Regions from separate parts of the Homo sapiens genome. Here region 2 is linked to region 1. A link is a contact called in ENCODE Hi-C or POLR2A ChIA-PET data. All regions are on one chromosome and are shown on one strand. Each heading gives the region's core, a stretch centred on a gene start or an enhancer-like site at or near the end of the contact. The rest is flanking DNA. Distances are from core to core; before and after follow the strand shown.

Region 1 (2,700 bases), core at 36-2,535:
GCAGCTCCCGAGACAGCATGGCGCCCCAGCCTTACCCGGACGTCCATGACCTTGGTGATCTTCCAGAGGTCGATGAGGACCCCAATGAAGACGCTGACCTGGACCACGAAGTTGGTCTCGTTGTCCAGGATGTAGAGGAGGACCACGAATGACTGGAAAACGCCGAAGAAGACGGAGCGCACGGACAGGCCCTCCAGGGACTGCCGGCTGTTCCAGAACTGGATATCTGTGCGCAGGGGGTAGGGGGGAACCAGGAGGCTGAGGAGGTGCTGAGACCCTACTGCAGCTCCCTCAGGCCCCCTTGGCCTGCATCCTCACACCCTGGGGTGGGGCTGGGTCCTCAGGAGGGGTGCTGAACGAGACCCCTCTCTCCCAGGAAGGCTCTCATATTCATTGGGTGACCCCCAGAGCACCAGACAGGCGGCACCCCTGGAGCCCTCCCATAGGACGTCAGCACCCAGCACCCCAAGGTGCAGTCCCTTGACTGATGGTGACGGTGACTGGTGCCATGGACAGGGCTCACCACGTGCCAGGTGCTAAGGACTGGTCAGGGAAGCTGCTTCCCTGAGGCCAAACAGCCTGGCATGGCAGAATCTGAAGGGACGCGGGGTCTGTGCCACACCATGGTGCCAGCTCGCCCTCCCTGGGAAGGAAGATCTGTGGCATGCACTTCAAGACCACCTCCTCCAGGCCCCTGCCCTGACACCGGGAAGGAACTGGCTCACAGCCATGCTCAGGAAACTGAAAAGGGCCCTGGGCTCCAGTCTGGAGCTCCTTCCAGTGCTCCGCCTAGATGCTGCCAAGGATCCATGTCAGCATGCTCCTCTCTGAGCCCTGGTCTCACCACGGACACCCCTCTCTTGACCCCGCCCGGCTGAGCATCTAACCGCAGCCACAGGAGGCTGAGCCACCACGTCTGTAGCACAGTGGTGGAGCCAGGTCTGCAGTCCTGCAGAGTCAGGGCCAGCTCTGCACTCAGGGAGTGAGGGCTGTGAATTCTGGTCCATGTGCACCCTACCCCATCCCAGAGCTCCCCCACATCCCAGAGCTCCCCCACATCCCAGAGCTCTGGCACACTCCATAGCCTCACCCCACCCACCCCTGCCCATCAGAATGACCCCTGTCCCAACTGAGAAGAATGGGTCTGGAGACAGGGTTCTGGTGGGTTCTCGTGGGAGCAGTTGGGCCCAAGCCTCTCCTTAGACCAGGGAGGCCACACAGCACTGGTGCCAAGTGAGGCCTGCGCCCCCTGCTGCATGACACTGGGGAGGACAGCCTTCTTGTGCCTCATTTCTCACTGGACCCCAGCCAAGCCAGCTCCTAGGCAGAAGGGTCCCGTCTCCCAGCGACAGCTGGTAGATGGCTGGCTGGGGTCGGCACCAGCTCCTGTGCCCGTATGACACTGCATTCTTCCAGATGGTAGTTCTCAATAATGGCAAGAGCGTCCTTTTTTTTGGAACAGGGTGTCACTCTGTTGCCTAGGATGGAGTTCAGTGGTGTGATCATGGCTCACGGCAGCCTTGACCTTTCAGGCCCAAGCCTCCCGAGTAGCTGAGACCATAGGCACACGCTGCCATGCCCAGCTAATTCTTAAAAAAAATTGTGTAGAAACGAATCTCGCTTTGTTGCCCAGGCTGGTCTCAAACTCCGGGGCTTAGGTGATCCTCCCACCTTGGCCTCCCAAAGTGCTGGGATTACAGGCGAGAGCCACCACCAGGCCGGCAATAGCATCTTAATACCAGGAATACTACTACTCATTCCTCTTGCCGCCTGCGGGAGCTACAGGGCCGCAGGCCACTCCTTCAGACTGGGGTGCTCTGGGCAAGGAAGAAGTGGCCTGCAGGGCCTAGAAGATGAGAGTTGGGGCTGGAACCATCTGCCCCTTAGGAACCGTGTGACTGGGCAAGTGACATCCCTGAGCCTCTGGCTCCCACAGGGCTCAAGGAGCTACTGGGGAGGGTACCCAGGACAGTGCCTGGCATGTGGCTGCTTCTCCTCAAACGCTGGCCATCAGTATGGTCAGCCTTAGAACCTAGGGACCTTTGGGGGACAGTGCTCCTCCTTCCCACTTGGGCAGGCCCCGTCCACTCAGCCCTAAGCGGCCTCCCGCAGCAGGCAGCCTGCCGGGCAGGGTGGCGGGAGCAGCTCCGGGGCTTCCCTGCTCTTGGCTCTGGAGTTCCCCAGCCCTGCTTCCTGGCAGTATTGGCCTGGCCTCTGCCCCACCAGCGGGCCAGCCCCTCCCTCAGCTCCACACCCGGTGGGTGGGAATTTCTGGGTTGGGAGTTTTGGGGCCACTGCCCCTCCCCAGCTCACTAGGCCTCTGGAGAGTGGGGCTGAGAGACCCCAGGCAGGGGGAGGACATGTGGGGAGGGAGGGGAGGAGGAAGGGGGCAGGTCCTGTCCCCCACCCTGCACAGCCTCTCACTAGCCCTGGGGTCCTGTTCCTACCATTCTTGAAGGCCAGGAACTCGAAGACACTGTGAACGATAGACACGATGATGGTGAGCGCCAGCAGGTAGGGGTTGGTCTCCAGCAGGGCCACCTGCAGGGGACACATGTGAGCACAGCCTGTCCCCACCCAGGAGCACCTTCACTAGCTTTTGTCCCGAGGGCTGCCCCTGGGGCCGCCTGTAGAGGGAGGCTGAAGGTGGGCCAGCCAGGAGGAGACTGGGTCAGAGATGGGCAGATGGGGAGAGAGAGG
Region 2 (2,700 bases), core at 76-2,575, 100 kb before region 1:
CCACCCACCTTGGCCTCCCAAAGTGCTGGGATTACACGCCTGAGCCAATGCACCCGGCCATCCCCCAATTCTTTCTCAGGAAGGAACAAGAGGACCCTTCCGTAGCCATGTCCCAAACATCCTCTGCTCCTGAATGACTGACAGCCTTCCTTCTGCTTCTCTTTTTTTTGGAGGAGGAGGCGGCGGTAGGCGTTGGCTTTTCTTCTTAATACCACATTGCAGCAGGCGGCGGTGGCTCACACCTGTAATCCCAACACTCTGGGAGGCCAAGGAGGGAGGACAGCTTGAACCCAGAAGTCCGAGACCAGCCTGGGCAATGTAGTGAGACCTTGTCTCAATAAAAAAGAAAACATAAAAACCACACTGCCTCTTTCTCCCTCACCCAACCACAAATTGACCACCACCTCTGCTCCTCTTCTGGGACCTTATCTTGACTCCTTTTTACCAAGTCCTCTATAGCCACAGTCCAAGTTTATAGTCTCCCTCTTTCCAGCCAAGAAAGTGGCCAACACGACCACTCCTTGCCCCAAGGCTTGCAGACCAGCAACTTAACCTCTTTTTACCCCCATAGACCCATCAAACTCTTTCAACTGCCCTTTCAGGCCCAGTGTTGACCCGCTCCTCCTCTCAACTGCTCCTTCTCTCCTTCTCTGGTGGAACTACGAACGCAAAGGCTGCCACACTCTACATCTGACAAAACACCAAACTTTCTTTAATTGCTCATCGTTTTAAACCCTAAAACGATCACCATCTTTGTCTCGGGTGGGTGGGGTGCGGCAGAAACCAGATACTTTTCACCTTCCCAACTCCATAGCCACCCCCTTTCTAACAGACTACGGTTCTAAACTGACGACTGTCCCCTTATTCACCATTAGGTGCAATCTATTGAACGCCACCTCGAGCCGGGCCCTGCACCGATCCCTCCCGACTCCCGGGTCCCTCTCGAGCCCGCCCCCGCTTCACCCGCGGTAGCTACCATGTCTCCAGGGGTCTTTGGGCTCCACTGCTCCAGACACGATATCCTCGTCGGACGGGAATGTGACGCGCTTGGCTGCAGCCTTGAGGCGCCCATCGGCGGGGGGCGACGCGGGGCTGGGAGACCCGGCCTCAGCTGGGGCCTCTTCAATGTCGCCGTCCGCGCCCGGCACGGGCGGCGCCTCCTGCGGCGCGATCTCCATAGCCGCCGCCGCCTCCTCACGGGGGCCCCGGGGACATGCCCCGGGCCCCGGATTTGTCTCTCCGGGTCCGCCCGCCGTCCCGGGGCATGGGCTCCGCCGCCGCTTCAGGCGCCGCCTCCGTCCGCTCTCCTAGTGGTCGTAGTCGTCGCCGCCGGGAGCCCAAGCGCGCCTCCGCCGAGCCCCGCGCGCGCCTGCCCGTTCGCAGTCACACTTTCGCTCGAGGCTGGCGAGCCCGCCGCTTACTATAAGAAGCAGAAAATCGATTTCAGCGACTTGCACGTAGAGTTGTCCCGCGGGTGACATGAAGAGAGAAACAAAGGGCAGGAAGGGCCACGGAAAAAAGAAACGTGAGCAGCGAATCTGCAGAGCCGGAACTGCAGACTATGAGGGGCGGGGCGAAGTAGACGCCGTCTCCAAGAGCAGCGCGCAAGCGCGAAGCTGAGCCCACGCCTTCCTGCCGGAGTCCAAATAACGAATATTCAGCTCCCGCACATTCGTCAAGAGCCCAGGGAATGGAGTGCATAGAACTGAAAACACCTGGCGGGGCGCGGCGGCACACGCCTATAATCCCAGCACTTTGGAAGGCTGAGGCGGGAAGATCGCTTGAGTCCAGGAGTTCGAGACCAGCCTGGGCAACATAGCAAGGCCCCGTCTTTACAAAAAATTTAAAAATTAGCAGGGTCTGGTTACAGGAGCCTGTAGTTCCAGCTACTTGGGAGGTGGGAAGATCGCTTGAGCCCGGTAGGTTGAGGCTGCACTGAGCTATGATCGCGCCCCTGCACTCCGACCTGGTAGACAGAGCCAGACCCTGTCTCAACGAAAGGAAAGAAATGGGCCGGGCGCGGTGGCTCACGCCTGTAATCCCAGCACTTTGGAAGGCCGACACGGGCGGATCACGAGGTTAGGAGATCGAGACCATCCTGGCTAACACGGTGAAACCCCGTCTCTACTAAAAATACAAAAAATTAGCCGGGCGTGGTGGCGGGCGCCTGTAGTCCCAGCTACTCGGGAGCCTGAGGCACGAGAATGGTGTGAACCCGGGAGGCGGAGCTTTTAGTGAGCCGAGATCGTGCCACTGCACTCCAGCCTGGGCGACAGAGCAAGACTCCGTTCCCCCCCCCCCAAAAAAAACAAAGGAAATAAATGAAAACATTGAGGCTAGACTAACTGATGAAGAGTGGTAACGGCATGAAGAAGTCGAAAAGAAAGGCGGATAGGAGCTGCATTCAATATATGAGTGCAGTTGATGGATGCTGACAGGGATACTCTGGAGACGAAGTCTCGGCCCCTTCGCTAGTCTCTAGTCCTCCATTTGCTCGCTGCAGTTACATCAACAGCTCTCTGTATCGGGGTAGAGTTGCATAAAATACAACTTAAATTACAATGCTAAAATAAATATGAGCCCATGAGCGGTATCATAGGCCTGATTTTAAAAAACAAAACCTAGGAGAAGGTAGAAATTCCAAAGGCGAGAGACGAATCTGCCAACCTAAATCCTGGGTGACAAGGCTGGTGGATCACC

What was found. A loop is a pair of places that touch in the nucleus more often than their neighbours do. ChIA-PET counts read pairs that join two places held with the same protein, here RNA polymerase II (POLR2A). Pooled maps may share reads with other maps.
Region 2: a loop to region 1 is called in a pooled map, with 4 times the contacts of the local background. The contact joins the promoter of PPP1R37 here to the enhancer-like site in region 1. A Hi-C loop is called at or near these places in 2 of 50 pooled maps. POLR2A ChIA-PET finds 5 or more read pairs at or near these places in 5 of 52 experiments (H1, K562, WTC11 and 2 more).

Annotation. Positions count from the first base shown.
Region 1 is chr19:44,987,921-44,990,620 of GRCh38, reverse strand. CLPTM1 (CLPTM1 regulator of GABA type A receptor forward trafficking) reads right to left here. Exons shown (of 14, transcript NM_001294.4): 9 at 2,448-2,541; 10 at 36-226. Among named protein-coding and RNA genes, the nearest start is that of RELB, 12 kb to the left of the region's middle. RefSeq lists enhancers at 831-880, 1,361-1,520. Within about 2 kb of position 1,285, at least 4 of the 41 ENCODE cell types and tissues checked have a DNase peak (open chromatin) inside an H3K27ac peak, as active enhancers do.
Region 2 is chr19:45,091,804-45,094,503 of GRCh38, reverse strand. It overlaps PPP1R37 (protein phosphatase 1 regulatory subunit 37), which reads right to left and starts at 1,325. Exons shown (of 13, transcript NM_019121.2): 1 at 977-1,325. The coding sequence starts at 1,178. RefSeq lists a silencer at 1,043-1,252 and an enhancer at 1,673-1,722.